3 separate regions of the Homo sapiens genome follow, and all the other regions are linked to region 3. Evidence: chromatin loops called from intact Hi-C (ENCODE). Cell type or tissue: HepG2. All regions are shown on one strand. Links, peaks and the distances in the headings refer to the core of each region. The heading gives the core; the rest is flanking DNA. Region 1 overlaps SUSD1 (sushi domain containing 1). Region 2 overlaps PTBP3 (polypyrimidine tract binding protein 3). Region 3 has its middle 6.1 kb from the start of SUSD1.

Region 1 (7,276 bases), core at 1,833-5,832, 62 kb after region 3:
CCTTTATAGCAACATGAAACTGATGAATACACCATCTTAACTATTTTTAAGTGTGCAGTTCAGTAGTGTTTATGTATACCAATCTTGTTGCACAACCAATCTCCAGAACTTTTTCATCTTGCAAAACTGAAACTTTATACCCATTAAACAACAACTCCCCATTTGCCCCTCCCCACAGCCCCTGGAACCTCACCCTTCTACTTTCTGTCTCTTGTGAATTTCACTACTGTAGGTATCTCATATGGTACTTGTTCATTTGAGACTGGCTTATTTCACTAAGCATAATGTCTTTAAGATACATCCATGTTGTAACATGTGTCAACATTTCCATTCTTCATATAGTCCATTATATGAGTATCCCATGTTTTGTTTATCCATTCATTTGTTGATGGACACTTGGGTGTGTGTTCCATCTTTTGGCTATGATGAATAATGCTGCTATGAAATGTGTGTACAAATCTCTCTTTGAGACCCTGTTTTCAATTCTTTTGGATATATATCCAGAAGTGGAATTGCTGGTGAAAAGGAGTCTTGAGGCCTGGTGCAATGGCTCATACCTGTAATCTCTGTACTTTGGGAGGCTGAGGCAGTGGATCACTTGAGGTCAGGAGTTCAAGACCAGCCTGGCCAACATGATGAAACCCCATGTCTACTAAAAATACAAAAATTAGCCGGGTGCAGTGGCTCACACCTGTAATCCCAGCACTTTGAGAGGCCAAGGCAGGAGGATTGCTTGAGCCCAGGAGTTCAAGACCAGCCTGGGTGACATAGAGAGACCCCATCTCTACAAAAAATTAAAAATTTGCCAGGTGTGGCGGTGCACACCTGTAGTCCCCAGTACTCAGGTGGCTGATGCAGGAGAATTGCTTGAACCCAGGAGACAGTCGTAAGCCAAGATCACATCCCTGTACTCCAGCCTGGGGGATAGAGCGAGACTCTGTCTCAATTAAAAAAGGAGTTTTGAGACTTCACTTCATATTCTAGCAATGCCATATATTAGCTGTGTGTCATTAGGCCAGGCATTCTGAGCCTCGGTTTCCTCATCTATAAAAGAGGGAAATAAAGTCTGTTTTTCTTACCTCAGAGAGTGTTGAAAAGGAATCGAATAAGATAATCTGTGGGGCGCATTTTAGAAAGCTGAAAGCACCATGCACATGTTAGTCTTTTTCCTAAAGTTGTTAGCCTCATGTGAAGATCTTCTCATGAATCAGAAGCGTGTACTTCTACATGATTCATTTCACACCTCTGCCTCTGAGGAACAAGGTGAGAAAAGGCAATGATTCTTACCATTTGTGGTGGTTGATCAGAAGGTATGACAAATGGTTGTCACATAGTCCCTGGGAATATATTTCTGGCTGTTGACTTGCTTGGCTCTGAAGACAGGTCTCTGAAGAGTGAAATCTCCAGGAGCTTTGATCTGGGTCTCTGGTTTGACTAGCAGCAGAATTGTGGTCTTGCCCACCAACATTTTCCATCGGAAATTCTGGCCAGAGCAAACAAGACATGTAGGCCCCTGGGGATTATTTGTCCATAGAGCAGTGGTTCATAACGATGTTGGGGATGGGAATTTGAGGAAATCTGTCCATTCATTCAATAGATATCTATTTAGCATACACTATTTGTCAGGTACTTTGTCGGCATGACCCTCTTGGAATTTACAGTGCAACAGGGGAAACAGACCTTTTCCCCAAAGGTATGCACATACACATACACATATAATGTTTTACAAGTAGCAAGGTGTTCCTGGACCTCTGAAATCCTTGAGTAAAGCATTCTTGGGATAGATGGAAAGCTCACCTCTGCTGTTGAGGCCCTGTATGTGCCATGCAATTCCTATATTTGGTTATCTCCATCGCGAATTCAAGAGGATGTAGGCCAGAGACTGCAATCAGAAAAACAAAGAAGGGTAGAGCTGGATAAGAACCCAGAGATACAATGCAGTCTTCTCTTAGAGAGGTCTCATTGACTTGCCCAGCCTGCACAGAGGAGCAAGGGCAAACGTGTAACTGACACCAAAGACTCTAGGGGGGTCCAGTCTTAATAATTGGAGCTAATGCCACGCTGGACTAGACTGATGGTCACTCCAACCTATCATGGCATTTGCAAAAGCATCTCCAAGAGTTATTTGGAGGAGGTGAGGTAGCTGCCTCCTGGAATGCTGAATTCAATGTTTGGGGAAGTATTCCCGACACAGAACAACTGCTGGAGTCACTTGGTAAGAGCTGGGTATAGCTTGTGAGCCTCAGCCATTTGCTTCATTGCTCAAGCTGCTCTGCCTCCAACATTCAGCAGTCAATGGGGGTATAAGAATTAGTCACCGCATGAAAAACCAGTGGATCTGCATGGGGCATAGTAAGCTATTAATTAGCTGATGCTTGTAGAGCACTTTGAAGAACAAACATGTTATGTAACTGCTAATTATAATTACCATCCTCAGCCTGCTACCTTTCACAAAGTCTGTGGCTCCAGCTGCAGCTGTTTCCATGGGTTTATGCAAGCTTTGATTTAAGAAAAGAAAAGGCATTCTCCCTGAGAGCTGTGATCTTTCTGTGAGGAGGCCTTTATGCCCTCAATCAGGATTGGCAGCTAAATTCAATTTCCGCAGATAAAGGGGATGATTTACATGCTGATTAATTCATGGTACAGTGCAGATGATCTCTGGGTGGGTAGGTAGGAGAGGCTTCTGGTAATGTAGTGAGAGCTGCTGATTACCATGGCTCTTGCTCAGCTACCCCTCTTCTTTTTTCTTTTCCCTGTTTTTCACTTGTTACCTATTTCTTCACTCCCCTCATCCCAACTGTCTCTGTGTATTTTGTTGTTGTTGTTGGAGATGGAGTCTCACTCTGTCACCCAGGTTGAAGTGCAGTGATCACAGCTCACCACAGCCTCCAACTCCTGGGCTCAAGCGATCCTTCTGCCTCAGCCTCCCAAGCAGCTGGGACTACAGACATGACCCACCACGCATGGCTAAATTTTAAAAATGTTTTTTGTAGAGACGGGTGTCTCACTATGTTGCCCAGGCCGGTCTCAAACTGCTAGCCTCAAGCCATCCTCCTGCCTCTGTGTATTTTATATTTCCCTGTCTTCGTGTTCACGTTTGGCTTCCCCTCTCATCTTTTTCTACTTTTCTGCTTCTCTCTGAATGCCTCCTACCTCTGTCCTGTTTTCACTGTTCATCTTCCTGTTTAGTTCCAAACTGGGTAGAATAATTTATCTTTACCTGGGTTGTTTGTAAGGAAGCCACTAGTCTTTGGGATTAGTAGCACAAATCGTATGTGCTTTTAATGGGGTGTGAGCTCTATCAAGCTGGTGGGACTTATTTTTTCCTGCCCCCTCCTTCCCCGCCAGGCCAGTTTGGACTGGAAACTCCAGACAGCTGGGAATTAGGCAATCACTTTCGTGTCTGGAAAAACCCCAGGTGGAAGCTTGATGTTAATGAGTCGGTTTACCTCAAGATCAAAGAGACTGATTCATTCTTGATAAGACTTTCCCTGGCTTCCATTCTGCACAGGCCATTTGGCTTTTCATGTTTAGAATCTGAGTTAATGATTATAAGGCTGACGCTCACTCACTCCACGCTCTCAGAAGGGTAACATCTCTGCTGGAACAGAGGCTGTTTATCGCTAGGATCCTTTCTGTGCCTCTAAACTGCTCTGGGCACTGCTCTGATGCCTCCAGGACTCCTGTTGGCCTCTGTCCCTTCTGTTTGGCTGGTGACCCTCTTCTCCAGCCCACTGGGTGCTCAGTTGCAGCCACACACATTTCAGATGGAACAGAAAGGTCAGCCGGAATAAATGGATACATTTACATAAATAGCCACATGGCCGGATGTATTGGAATATGTGAATGAGGTTTGGACCATCAAGCATTATAGCTACTGCTGGCTGAGCATGAACGTACACACCCAGGGCTCAGCTAGGGACCTTAATGCTCGATTTCATTTCATCCTCTTAAAACCCTTTTGAAGTAAGCTTTGTTATTTTCATTTCATAGATAAGTAATCTGAGACTCATAAAGGTTAAGTGACTTTTACATGGTCACTCAATAATTAGCAAATGGTAGAGCCAGGATTTGAACTGAGGCCTGTAAGCCCAGAAAGACCACATTCTTTCTCCTACATCAGTGTCTTCCAAGCTTGAATTATTTGTATACCACCCTGACACAATGTTTGCCATAATAAGAGTATTATTTACTTAGAGTGTTTCCTTAAACAACCTAACCTTAAATTTATAATTCAAATTTATTAAGGACAATATATGTGATCTCATGAGTTTGATGAAGTAGGTGTATTTTTCTGATATACACAAAAACTGATACATAACGAACAGATAAAAATGTATTCCTGGCTGGGCGCGGTGGCTCACGCCTGTAATCCCAGCACTTTGGGAGGCCGAGAAGGGTGGATCACCTGAGGTCAGGAATTTGAGACCAGCCTGGCCAACATGGTGAAACCCCGTCTCTACTAAAGATACAAAAATTAGCTGGGTGTGGTGGCACGCGTCTGTAGTCCCAGCTACTCGGGAGGCTGAGGCTGGAGGATCACTTGAACTCAGGAGGCGGAGGTTGCAGTCAGCTGAGAACATGCCACTGCACTCCATCCTGGGCTACAGCGCAAGACTCCGTCTCCAAAAAAGAAAAAAAGTATTCGCGTGCCACCAAAAATCATCCCAAAGTGTGCAATATATTTTACACTAACGTACTCTAAGCCATGCTACTCCTACTTATTTTATGTGAATCTAAGACTTCAAAGAAAGAAAGGAAACACATGAAAACTTTTATAGCCAAACATACATTTATTCAAGTAGGCACTGTGGGAAGCCATACCCTGATTTCTGTGGTGCTGCCATTATCATCATGTGTTTGCCTTGGAATCCTATTTGATAATGTCCTTTGGAGGTAGTTTATGAGCCGTATTAGAAGATCAGTTACATTCCTTTTGAAATCAGATGCTGTTTTGACTAGAAATGATGCTGAGCTTGCTTGACCATCTGTTTGGGTCACCTGGATTTATTCTCTATGACCTTTTGCTGTTTCCAAAAATAAAGAAAAAGGATATAAAATTGGAAACCAAGGGAGTACACTAGACCAGCCCCTGTCCTTGCACAGTGGGACTTCTGAAAGAGTAGTCTGGGCTCACTGTCTTATTCCCTCCCCTCCTATGCTCTTCTCAGCCTACTGGGGGGAAACCAGGCATCGAACACCCCCACTTCACTGTAGCATCTCACCAAGGTGACTGATGACTACCTAACTGCCAATTTCATGTTCCAGTTTCAGCTGTCATTCTTCTCAACCTTTCCACAACATTTAGCATTGTTGATCCTTTATCCATCCATTCAACCAGTTCAACCAAATAATACATAGTTTTTAGTATCTATATTTAAGGCACTGTGCTAGGGCCTGAGGATAGAGAGAGAAACATGGTCTTTGCCATCGTAAAGTTACATTCAGGAGAGGTGGTCATTATATAATGACTTACGTATTTAGTTACAAGTGTGTTAAGTACCACATACAGAAATACTAGATGCTAACAAAATACCAAAATACATAACATTATGTACATCTATATCTATATATACATAACATATATATGTACCTGTGTGTACACACACACACATAGAGTAAAGCAAAACAAAGGCTCTTACTTTATCACTCACTGAGACTTTCTCTCCCCAAATCCAGTGAGACTTCAGCTGGACACTGTGGGGGCCTCCTTCTTTTAAGCCAGAGAGGCCTCTGTGTTCTACAACTGGGCAGGCTGAGGGCCTGCTCTTCCCACCTCTACCCAAAGTCAAACCACAGATCTAATCCTGATGCCGTGGGCACTCCATGAGGGGAGAAAAGCCATGTGAGAGGAGAGAGGGAGATGGAGTTTGCACCCTCTGCCTTGACCTGCTCCAGGCCCTTCTTGGCTAGGGGATGAGGAGGCTGTGGGAGACTGGTGGGAAAGAAGGCTGATAATTTTCTTAAAAGAATTTATTTTTATTTTTTAGGGACAGAGTCTTGTTGTATCACCCAGGCTGGAGTGCAGTGGCACGATCTCAGCTCACTGCAACCTCCGCCTCCCAAGTTCAAGTGATTCTCGTGCCTCGGCCTCTTGAGTAGCTGGGATTACAGGTGTGCACCACCACACCTGGCTAATTTCTCTATTTTTAGTAGAGACATGTTTTTGCCATGTTGGCCAGGCTGGTCTTGAACTCCTGGCCTCAAGTAATCCGTCTGCCTCGGCCTCTCAAAGTGCTGAGATTACAGGTGTCAGCCACTGTGCCTGGCCTTGGAAGGCTGAGAGACACTCTTTCAAGTCCTTCCTTTCCTTCCTAGACATCAGTCACTCTACCAGCCTCCTGCCTCTCTTCTGCATTGCCTTTTTCCTCTGGTTCCCCCCTGGGTTTCAGTGTTTCCCAGTGTTCTGCCATTGGGCCATTCACTGTCTCTGTCCTACCTGCATATCTCACCTGCACCCATACCTTCAACTAACATTCACAGATCTATGACTTTCAAGAGTACTTTTTCCCTACATAGTCAGCAGATAACATCGTCACAGCCCAGTGCCTGGCATGGCAGGATGCTTGGCATTTGATAGCCATTCAGTTAGTAGTGAGCAGGGAATGAAAGAGCCCTGGGACAGCTCCAAAGAGGACTTCCAGAAATGTTTTCAGTTATCAGCACTATTGGAATGAGGGCATATAGTCTCCATTAAAAGGGCAGCATTAATGTAGATGTTGAATATCTGATTCTTTTATAAAGGAGTCTTTCCAACTAATTTGTAGGCACCTGGAGGGAAAAGCAACCAAACTTTGTTAAACTGCTCCCTGGGATGAAATATCTGACACCCCTATAATTGGATCTGGGTCCCATCTGTGCAGAGAGCATGGCACAGGCTGGAGGCAGATGGCATCTTTGAGATGCCATTTACAGTTGTCATAGTGAATGAGCAAGAAGGAAGGACAAGAAAGAAAACTCCTTTCTAATCTCTGCTTCGATGACAAAGGAACTGAGAGTAAAAAGGAAATTCGCTTTGCTGGCAACTCAGAGAGAAGATGAGGGCTGGGCTGGTGCCTTTTCTTTCTGGACCAGGTGGTGAGTTAGCATCAAAGGGATGTGTAAGTGAGCAGAGATGCCAAGAGCTCTGGGGCTTTGAAGGGCAGCAAAGAGGGTAGAGGCCAGAAATATCTGGGGCTTGTTCAGGCTGATAAAAGACTGGTACCAACATCATCTTTATGCTACCCAAGGGGGCGAACTGAAGGTCATTGTGTCTCTTAGGGTACCCATGCTCATA
Region 2 (4,000 bases), core at 1-4,000, 52 kb before region 3:
GAAGTTGTATATTTTCTAGGAACTTACCAAGATGAAGAATGTTATCATATTTGAAGAATTTACCATAAAGCATTATGCATATCAGCTGTAGAAGTGTAGTGATTTGTATGATATATAGCTTCCTTGTTATTTACAAATTATTCTCTCTGGTCCTATTTTTAATTCCAGTAATCAGTATGTGTTCTGCATCATTTATGTTTGCTTTTGGCACAAATAACTATAGGCTAACTACATTAAATAACCTTAGATTTGCCTTTCCAGTTGTTATATAAAATGTATAAGCTGCTCTGTCTTTACTGATAAACTTATCAATTATGTGTTGAACAGACCTGTCTTATCTTTGGGCCTTCAATGCCTTTGACAGTACTCAACAAATAATATGCAGTCATACTATACATTCACTATTCATCTTTGGAAAACCTTTTGTCATTAATGGGTTTTGAAGATTACGATAGAGGGGTATGCATGCTGTTTATTTCAGGGGATATATATTTTGTCTCTTTAGCTAATGGAGGTAATTAAGAGATAGGAGTTGATTAATACGTTGATAATGATTCCCATTATTTTCAAAACAGTAAACAAAATGAATTTGATTATAATTTAAGGAAAAGAGAAAATGTTACTTTATGGTTTTATCTCTGGTGTCTAAAGAAAACACTGAGGTTGGTGATTAGGGGAATGACAGAGTTTGGTAAGCCTACTCCACATATTTCCAACTTAAACTGATTCATGACTTTAACTACATTTTAAATTGCAACATAGCTGCTTTCTGGCAGTAATCTTTATATTCTAACCTTTGAATTCTGGGAATTTTAACTACTCTCTCTCTCTCTTTTTTTTGTTGTTGTTGTGAGACAGATAGCTCACTCTGTTGCCCAGGCTGGAATGCAGTGGTGCAATCTTGTCTTACTGCAACCTCCACTTCCTGGGTTCAAATGATTCTCATGCCTCAGCCTTCTGAGTAGCTGGGACTAGAAGTGCATGTCACCACGCCCAGCTAATTTTTGTATTTTTAGTAGAGGTGGGGTTTCGCCATGTTGGCTAGGCTGGTCTCAAACTCCTGGCCTCAAGCGATTAGCCTGCCTCAGCCTCCCAAAGTGCTGGGATTAAAGGGTGAGCCACTGCACCTGGCCAATAACTACTCTCTTTTTGATGGAGAGGATGGAGTTAACAGAAAGAGTGATATGAAGGTTGAGGTTTTAAATTTTACCATCTTGGTGGTTTTTAGTATATCTTAACATATGTTTAATTAAGTGAATATTCTACCTATTGTGTTAAAAACATAGTTTATTTATTTGAAGCTCCTCAAGGTTTAACAATTGGTGGACATTTTGATATGTTTTCCCTCATTTTGGATATTTCTTTTAGATATACTCTATATATAAATATTAATTAATATTAAGAAAGATGAAAAGTGAATAAAAGAGGGCTTCTGACTTGATAAGACTTTTAAGCTGATAGAAGATACACACACACACACACACACACACACACACACACACACACACACCCTACAGTGTAGCTCAACTGTGCTCTTAGCTCATGAATAACAGACATACAAACAGCAAAAGTTATGCAAAAGTCAGGGTTGGACTGGAGGGGCATGGGAATATGTCATGTGAAGGCTATTGATTTCGTGCAGTAGTATTCAGCCTGAGAATGTGGTCTGCACAGTTTTAAAATTCAGCAGTATGGATGATGGTAGTTATGACCTTCTTAGATTATCAAGCAGAATAGGCTGAATGTAAAATATATTATAATTTAATTACATGATTTGTGGTGAAGTGGTCAGACTGTTTATTTTAAAGAGTCATTAAATTAAGGAATTGGTTCATTTTGCATAAACTAGAGGTTTTACCTTAGACAGGTTTTAAGCTGAGAACACAAAATAGTGGGAAAGTGTGCTGTTTTAAGTATAGTGTCAGTATTCTGCTGTTACTGAGCTTTCAGGATTTCCATAGTACCTAGAGAAGTAGAGAGCTCAGAACATTTCTGCTACAAAAGAATATTGAATTCTGTAAATATCTATTTTGGTCAGAATAATATTTAATATAGCATTTTATACAGTCACAAAATGTTTTTCCCATATAAAATGTCATATAGCACTACCTAGCATGCATGTTTTTGACTTTCTGCTGAAGGACTTTAAAAAAATACATATCTGATTTTATGGTAGAAGTCAGTATGAAAAGCATATACACTTGATAGAAGGGTGTTAGGATATATCTATTGTAAGAAACAGAGGGAGTGTTTGTAGTTGATAGACCCTCTGAAAAGCCTAATAGCGTTAGGCCCAGTGAGTTCAGTTACTCTGCAGAGTACTGTGTGGATAATAGAGCACTAAGTATAGTAATGTCAATAGATGAGGAGCTCAGCTTGCAGACAGACTCTGTAGGGCAGAAAACTGGCCTTCAGTATCTTTATGGTAGCCTTGACACATTTTCTTTCTGTAGTTTTCCTTTCCTCTTTATTTACTTAAATTGTATCAAGTGTTACAGTTCTTCAAATAATTAGAATATGAAATGCTTTTGGTATTTTTAAAAGGTCTATCAGTTCCAGCTGTTCCTGGAGCTCTTGGTCCTCTCACAATCACCTCTTCTGCTGTCACTGGAAGGATGGCCATTCCTGGGGCTAGTGGTATACCAGGAAATTCTGTTCTACTCGTCACAAATCTCAATCCTGATGTGAGTTGAAAAGTATTATATGTAAATAGTCTTTCAGGAGAAGGTATAGTAGCACTTTTTTCTTTCTTTCTTTTCTTTTCTTCTCTTCTCTTCTCTTCTCTTCTCTTCTCTTCTCTTCTCTTCTCTTCTCTCTTCTCTTCTCTTCTCTTCTCTTCTCTTCTCTTCTCTTCTCTTCTCTTCTCTTCTTTTCTTTTCAGAAAGGATTTTACTCTGTTACTCAGGCTTCAGTGTGGTGCTGCATTCACTCACTGTGACCTCTGCTTCCTGGGCTCAAGTGATCCTCCCACCTCAGGCTCTCAGGTAGCTAGGATTACAGGTGCCCACTACCACGCCTGGCTAATTTTTTTTTTTAATTCTTTTGTAAAAACAGGATCTTGCTATGTTGCCCAGGCTGGTCTCAAGCTCCTGGGCTCAAGCGACACACACCTCAGCCTCCCAAAGTGCTGGGATTACAGGTGTGAGCCACCATGCCTAGCCATGGTAGCTTCTGATCCAGGGTTGTATTCAAATTAAAATGCTTAAGTTTGTTTTAAGAACTTCTATTAAAATTCATCACTAGTATATACGGAAGAAGCATATAAAACCATGCTTTAAAATAAAATCAACTGCCATTACAGTATAAATAAACTTATTTTCAATTTTTACTTAAATTGTCAGACACTTAACTTTGTGTTACCCTTTACAGCTTATCACACCACATGGGCTTTTTATCCTATTTGGTAAGTTCATTTTTGCTATTTTATTATTGTCTACAGGTGTGAATTGAGCACATTTCACTTTTTTAGTAATATGTATTGATTACTTCTGTGTGCCAAGTATTGTGCTGACACTGAGGATAAAACAGTGAATAAGACTTAGTAAGTAATTACAGTGATGATTTATAGTATGGGAAATATAGGTTTTGTAAAGGGAGTGTAACGCAGGGAGACCTAACCTAGCAGAGGGACTCAATAGAAATGATAGTTAAGCTGACTTGTTCAACATGAGTAAGAATCAGCCAGGCAGAAAGGGAGGGCAATGTCTTCACAGGGGAGGGGAGAGGGGAGAGATGGGTCCTGGTGCATGGAAGTGAAGGAAGCCCAGTGGTGAGCATAGGCAAGCATAATGGAGACCTGGTGAAGGTGGACAGCTGCGTAGGGTCAAAATCGTGAAGAGCTGTTAAAAGCTTTGTTAAGGAATTTGGTTTTTACCTAAGAACAATCGGAAGCCATTGAATAATTTTAAGGCAAGAGAGTGGTATAATGCGATTCAGGTTTTAAAAATAGTCTCCAAACTTTCGAACAGCATAGAAATATGAGAACAATGAAATAAGCAAT
Region 3 (7,276 bases), core at 1,992-5,991:
ATACCCCCCAAAACATGTATTAATACAAGAAGTTTCATAGCAGTTTTATTTGGAGCTAAAAATGGACAATTGTCCAAATGTCCATCCACAATGGAATGGGTAAGTAAATTGTTGCATATACATGTTTGCATTGGACTATTACACAGAAATGAAGAAAACAAACTTCTACTGATAACGACATGGATGTAACTCTTACAGATACAATGATGAGTATAAAAAGTCACAAGCAAAAAAATAAATAGTGATTTACTTTGCATAAAATTCAAAAGCAGGCAAAACTAACCTATGGTGATTATACAGGTTGGAACATTGATTACTTATGGAGGACTGACTGATAAAATATATGAGGGAGCTTCCAAGGAGCTTGTAATGCTCTGTTTCTTGGCTTGGGTGGTGGATATTTCGTGTGTGTTTAAGTACAAATTTATAAGCTATATACTTAATATTTGTATATTTCACTGCATGAAAGTTACATCTCAATTTTTTTTTTTAATGGAGGCCGGGGGTGGGAGCAGAATTACTTGAAAGCAGTACTGGAAATCCAGGCATGGTATTATGAGAGCAGCAAAACAGGAGATTTGCTGAAAACATAAAGCAGATGTGATCAGACTGATAAAAACATAACAGAGCTGAGGCACCCACAATCTCATGAAAGCAGAAAGAGAGCATCTCCAAAATAGTACATTTTCCCATTAGAACTCCAGAATTATCTCAGGTTCAGAGATAGCAGAGATGGGAAAAGGAACCGGTAGGATAGTGAACTGGTAATTTATTCATGAGCTACAAACGTCTTCACCTATTTTCTGTTTTAGAAGTGGCTAGTTCTGAATTTTTTCCCCAAGGGATAACTTTATTTATTTATTTATATTTTATTTATTTTGAGATGGAGTTTTGCTCTTATTGCCCAGGCTGGAGTGTAGTGGCACGATCTCTGCTCACTGCAACCTCCACCTCCTGGATCCAAGTGATTCAGTGATTCTCTTGCCTCAGCCTCTTGAGTAGCTGGGATTACAGGTGCCTGCCACCACGCCTGGCTAATTTTTTGTATTTTTAGTAGAGATGGGGTTTTGCCATGTTGGCCAGGCTGGTCTTGAACTCCTGACCTCAAGTGATCTGCCCACCTTGGCCTCCCAAAATGCTGGGATTACCATGACCAGCCCAAGTGATAACTGTAAATGAAGCTTATTGCTTACCAAATAAGATGAGAATAGTGATACAAAAGAGGCTCCCAGAGAAGGCACTGGGGCCAGAGAAAGTATGGCAACCAAGAAGGAGGTCTCAAATGCACTCTCTTTATCTCCCCACTCCTACCTCCTGCTTTGCACAACCACTGGAGCTAGAACCACTGTAAACAAATCTCCATTTACTCCTAAGAAAGCAGAGATTCTCACCTGGAGAAATATAGCCAAATTATTGATTCCATTTTTTTTTTAACTCACCTGTATTAGTCCATTTTCTTTTCTTTTTTTTTTTTGAGATGGATTCTTGCTCTGTTGCCCAGGTTGGAGTACAGTGGCTCAATCTTGGCTCACTGCAACCTCCACTTCTGAGGTTTAAGCAATTCTCCTGCCTCAGCCTCCTGAGTAGCTGGGATTACAGGTGGGCGCCACCATGCCCGGCTAATTTTTGTATTTTTAGTAGAGACTGGGTTTCACCACATTGGCCATGCTGGTCTTGAACTCCTGAGCTGGTGATCCGCCTGCCTCAGCCTCCCAAAGTGCTGGCATTACAGGCATGAGCCACCACGCCTGGCCCCATTTTCATACTGCCATAAAGAAATACCTAGACTGGGTAATTTATATAGGAAAGAGGTTTAATTGACTCACAGTTTTACATGTCTGGGGAAACCTCAGGAAACCTACAATCATGGCGGAAGGGGAAGCAGGCACATCTTACATGGTGGCAGGCAAGAGAAGAGAAAGTGAAGAGGGAAGAGACCCTCATAAAACCATCAGATCTCAGGAGAACTCACTCATTATCATGAGAATAACATAGGGGAAACTGCTCCCATAATCCAATCACTTCCCTTCCTGGACATGGACACGTGGGGATTACAATTGCAGATGAGATTTGGATGGGGACACAGAGCTAAACCATATCACCATCTGATTCATTCTCATAAACTGTTAATTCATAACAGAGGAGACCCTCATGTAGAAATAAGGACAGTCAAAAATCATGAAACACTTGAGGAAAACCAGCAGAAGAAGAGTCATCAAACTCAACAAGTAAATGAACAACTTCCTGATAAAACAGAAGTCATTACAACTACAGAAAAAAAAAAGCCATTCTATACAAAGAAGCAGAGTTCTTAGAAATTAAAAGCATGATTGCTGATATAAAAATATTTCAGCAGATGAAATGAAGAGCAGAACGGCATGGATAAGGATCAAATTCATGAACACAAAGTTCACTAAATTGAGTTATGGCAATCTCCCACATTCAGTAAATGAAGGCAAAGAAAGTAAAGAGTCAAAGAAAAATACTAACAGCCATGGAGGCTAGAGGCAAGTGTTAAAAAATTCCCAGCCAGGCATGGTGGCTCACATGTGTAATCCCAGCATTTGGAAGGCCAAGGAGAGAGGATAGCTTGAAGTTAGGAGGTTGAAGGCAGCCTGGGCAACAAAGTGAGACTCTATTAAAAAAAAATTCCCATGCATTCCAGAAGGGATAAATAGAAATAATTGAGGGAATGAAAGAATCAAATAATTAATAGAAAAAATGTCTTTCCTGTAGAAAGCCTTAATTCTACAAATTGAAAGGGTCCATTGAGTGCTAGGCAAGAATAATGAAACATTATATCCTCATGAAATTTCTGAATTCCCAGGATAAAGAGAAAATCCCCCAAAGCTTGGTAGATATGATAGGAGAATGACATGTCACCTATAAGGGGTTGATAACCACAGTAGCATGGGACCCTCCATCTGCAGCACTCCATCTGAATCTGGAATTCTAGACCACATTAACCTATCACTTAATTATTTTGAATCCAGAATTCTATATTCTGTTAATGTATAATTAAATTATGGGGTTCGGTGCGGTGGCTCATGCCTGTAATCCCAGCACTTTGGGAGGCCGAGGCAGGCAGATCACTTGAGGCCAGGAGTTTGAGACCAGCCTGGGCAACATAGCGAAATCCTGGCTCTATTAAAAATACAAAAATCAGCTGGATGTGATGGCGCATGCCTGTAATCCCAGCTACTTGGGAGGCTGAGGCACAAGAATCGCTTGAACCCAGGAGACGGGGGTTGCAGTGAGCCAAGATTGGGCCACTGCACTCCAGCTTGAGCGACAGAACAAGACCCTGTCTCCAAAAAAAAAAAAAAAAAATTATGAGGGCAAAATCAATATGTATTTGGACTTGCAAAGATTCGAAGTTTACCACCCAGGAATACTTTCTGAAACAGATACTCAAAGACGTCCCCAAAGAAGGTGAAGGAGGAGGAGAAGTGGGAAAAGAGGAAGACATAGGACATGAAAAACAGTGGCGAGCAAAGAAACCAATAGAGCTTGTAGCTAAGTCCATTGCAAAATAATTGAGTAAAGTATTTTTGTTTTGAAGATTGCACTATTTGCCCAGGTCGATGATACGGGTCTTCACTGTGAGCTGGTCTCTCTATCAGTGAAGGTCTGGAACCATCCGCCTTCACAGCTGTTGTGGCTTCCTCAGCGACTGTGCTGCTCATTGCTGATTTGGTCCCCACTGCCTGGCCTGCTTCTCCTTAGGGCTGTGGGTGGCTGATCCTGGGTCCGGAAATGGGCTGTCAGCAGGCTTCCTTTCAGGGTTTGTGGAATAAAAACACCAACAGCTGAGGCTTTTGCAAGTGAGGAAGGTGATGCTGTGTGTGTGTGTGTGTGTGTGTGTGTGTGTGTGTGTGACAGAGACAGAGACTGGGTGACACAGCCTGTCTCACTTGGTGTTGTCTCCACCACCTGAGGTCGGGGGAGGATAGGTGAATACTAAGCCTGCTGCTCCTTGAACTTGTCTGTTGCAGTGTCTGAAGTTTGCTCCCAAATCCAAGTCCAAATCTAAATCTTGCTGCTGCCCCAGCTTCTGCTGGGGGGATCACAGGGTCTCTTGAGTCCATTACAGTGAGGAGAGAGAGCACTATTGTAAAAATAGGGAGTCCAGGACTTGTCCCCTAAGCTGAGCTGTCCCTTTCCACCCATGCTTGTTTTGCTTTTCTGAGAATACTAGCGTTTTGGGTAAATTACACACTGGTTGTAGCACAGCCACGTGCAGCAGACAATAGTGCACTTGTTGCCCAAGGTCTACACACTAACTCCAGGTAGGGTGTTTGATGTATGTGTGTGTCTAAAGGGAGGGAGAGGTATGCTGGAGAAGGCAGAGTAATCCTACTGTTTCTCCAATAGCAGCAAAGTATCTGAGAGTCATTAAGCTTCAAAAAATGAGAAGTTGGCCTTTGTTTGAGTTAGAGACTTCATCAGAAGGGCATTTCTCCAGAGGGACAGGTCCTTCTTATCAGCCTTTACAAATCTGCTTGAGATGATGACTCCATTCTGGGAGGGGTAATGTGGCTTCTTTGAAGGTGGCCTTGGGGTTTTCACAGATGTCGAGTCAGCCAGGGTTAGATGAGGTGGGGGTGGAGCAGACTGTTACAGAGGGACTGTTACTTTGTTTCAAACACACAAGTTTTCAGCCAATATACTTCAAAGGCTTCAAATATTTAAATTATTTCTGTTAATGCAAACTTCAGGCAGTAAGTGCAACCCCAGAGTATATTAAACTCATTACAATTAGATATTCAAGCCATTCCTAAAAAACCCACATATAAACAATTTATTTACAATTTATGGGAGGCTGGGGAGGGAGGATTGCTTTTGCCCAGAAGTTGAAAGTTGCAGTGAGCTGTGATCACGCCACTGCATTCCAGCCTGGGCGACAGAGCAAGACTCTGTCTCTAAATAAATAAATTAAATTAAAAACAAAAATAACAATTTGCAAGCCTGCCAGGAGCTGTCCCAAAGCAGTCTCTGTAATCATTTATGGTCAGGAGTGTGGTAAGCAAGAATGGATTTTTTTCCAGGAGAGTCCCAGGATATTTAGTATCCAATCTCCCTCCTCGATTCTCCTTCTGGCCTTGTAGCCAGATGGGAACCCACTGGACAAACCCCAAACCTCTTCACACTGGAATCCGACACTGAGAAGAGCAGCTTGGGGGAAAATCTCCCTAGAGATACTGAACCAGTGTTCAGAATGAAATTTTTTGCCTGCCCTCTGCCTTCCCATACCCATGGCTCTCCAGAGTCCTCTCAGAGCTCTCCCGAAATCCCATTCACTTATGTCTCAGGAATATTGGGAAAAATGGGGCTTTCCAAGATATCTTTCTTGTAAACCTGATCCCATATAGATTTGCCAGAACCAAAACTAATTTGGAAAGTCCTTAATATTTGCCTATTTGATAAAATAAAAATAAAAATGGGCATAAACGTTTTTTGTCATTGAATTTTTAAAAACGATTTTAAACTTTTTTTTTTTTTTTTTTTTGAGATGGAGTCTTGCTCTGTCACCCAGGCTGGAGTGCAGTGGCGCGATCTCGGCTCACTGCAACCTCTGCCTCCCGGGTTCTCGCCATTCTCCTGCCTCAGCCCCAGAGTAGCTGGGACTACAGGCGCCTGCCACCACGCCTAGCTACTTTTTTATATTTTTAGTAGAGACGGGGTTTCACCGTGTTAGCCAGGATGGTCTCGATCTCCTGACGCCGTGATCCACCTGCCTCGGCCTCCCAAAGTGCTGGGATTACAGGTGTGAGCCACTGCGTCCAGCCAATTTTAAACATTTTTAAGGCTGGGTGTGGTGGCTTATGCCTATAATCCCAGGACTTTGGGAGGCCGAGGTGGGTGGATCATTTGAGGTCAGGAGTTTGAGAACAGCCTGACCAACATGGTGAATCCCCGTCTCTACTAAAAGTACAAAATTAGCTAGGCGTGGTGGCATGTGCCTGGAATCCCAGCTACTTGGGAGGCTGAGGCAGGAGAATCGCTTGAACTCGGGAGGCAGAGGTTGCAGTGAGCCGAGATAATGCCATTGGACTCCAGCTTGGGCAACAAGAGTGAGACTCTGTCTCAAAAACAAACAAACAAACAAACATTTTTAAGTGTACAGTTCAGTGTTAGGTCCATTCACATTGTTGTGCAATCACCACCACTATCCATCCACAGAACTTTTTTCATCTTGCAAAACTGAAAGTCGATACCCACTAAACACTAAGTCTCAGCCAGGCATAGTGGCTCACAACTGCAATCCCAGAACTTTGGGAGGCTGAAGCGGGAGGATCCCTTGAGGCCAATAGTTCAAGACTAGCCTGGGCAACACAGCAAGACCCTGTCTCTACATTTTTTTTAAAAAATTAGCTGGACATGGTGGCATGTGCTTGTAGTCCCAGCTACTTGGGAGGTTGAGGTGGAGGGATCGCTTGAGCTTGGGAGGTCAAGGCTGCAGTGAGCCATGATTGCACCACTGAACTCCACCCTGGGTGACACAGTGAGATCCTCCTGTCTCAAAGAAAGAAGAAGAAGAATGAGGAGGAAATGGAGGAGAGGGAGAAGGAGAAGAAAGCTTCTTTCAAGTTCTTTTTTAGAAAATGCTGGTATATTAACCATGCTCTCTTGAAAGAACATTTTTCTTAAGTCAAATACTTTGTCAGCAATAATCCCACTGTTCCTCCAAACTTAACACTGGTTCAAGATTCTGTTTTAATTCTTGTGACAAATACTGTTGGATGAGGAGATAATTTTTCATTATGTGATCCAATGAACTCACCATTGAGTAAGAAGTATTGTTTTAACCAAAAATATGTATTTGAAATTTAAAAATGAGCCAATGAAAAGAATTGATGAAAGTCAAGCAATCTAATGTGGAATATAGAGTAAGATGGATTGTCCTGAAATATAATTTTCAAAAAGTTGAAAACATGACTTATGCAACTATAAGATGAAAACATATCTAAGATTCTATTCAATTGATTAATGGAGGACTCAGTAAGTTGTTGATCTCAAAGGAGAACTAGCAAGATGTTAAGGTTCAAAGGAAAATCCAACATCAGGAATGATCACATGAATTTGCTAATAGGTGCCAAACTGGTTAACTAGTTAGTATCATATAGGACAAAATGAAATTAGTGGGTTTAACTTATTTATTTTCTGGCAGAAAGGACTGATCACTTATATTTCTCTTGGAAAACATTCATTTTCACTGCTATGGACATAAATCTTTTACATTATCATCAGTTTTCGGCAAGTTAACTTCTAGCCC

Evidence for each region. Peaks named below come from ENCODE experiments on the same cell type or tissue, not always from the same donor. Only the 100,000 strongest peaks of a DNase experiment are listed, where the experiment ranks them.
Region 1: a loop joins it to region 3, with 2.9 times the contacts of the local background. A loop is called at or near these places in 10 of 110 quality-filtered maps.
Region 2: a loop joins it to region 3, with 2.9 times the contacts of the local background. A loop is called at or near these places in 11 of 110 quality-filtered maps.

Annotation. Positions count from the first base shown.
Region 1 is chr9:112,115,853-112,123,128 of GRCh38, reverse strand. The region is part of intron 6 of SUSD1 (sushi domain containing 1); the gene reads left to right. Among named protein-coding and RNA genes, the nearest start is that of SUSD1, 56 kb to the left of the region's middle. RefSeq lists an enhancer at 2,064-2,635. In HepG2, for the core only: no CTCF peak of the experiment used is centred there; a DNase peak (open chromatin) is centred at 3,468.
Region 2 is chr9:112,230,783-112,234,782 of GRCh38, reverse strand. PTBP3 (polypyrimidine tract binding protein 3) reads left to right here. Exons shown (of 14, transcript NM_001163788.4): 9 at 2,545-2,684; 10 at 3,370-3,403. Among named protein-coding and RNA genes, the nearest start is that of SUSD1, 57 kb to the right of the region's middle. In HepG2, for the core only: no CTCF peak of the experiment used is centred there; no DNase peak of the experiment used is centred there.
Region 3 is chr9:112,177,759-112,185,034 of GRCh38, reverse strand. No RefSeq gene overlaps it. Among named protein-coding and RNA genes, the nearest start is that of SUSD1, 6.1 kb to the right of the region's middle. RefSeq lists an enhancer at 3,837-3,986. In HepG2, for the core only: no CTCF peak of the experiment used is centred there; a DNase peak (open chromatin) is centred at 4,294; H3K4me3 peaks cover 868 bases.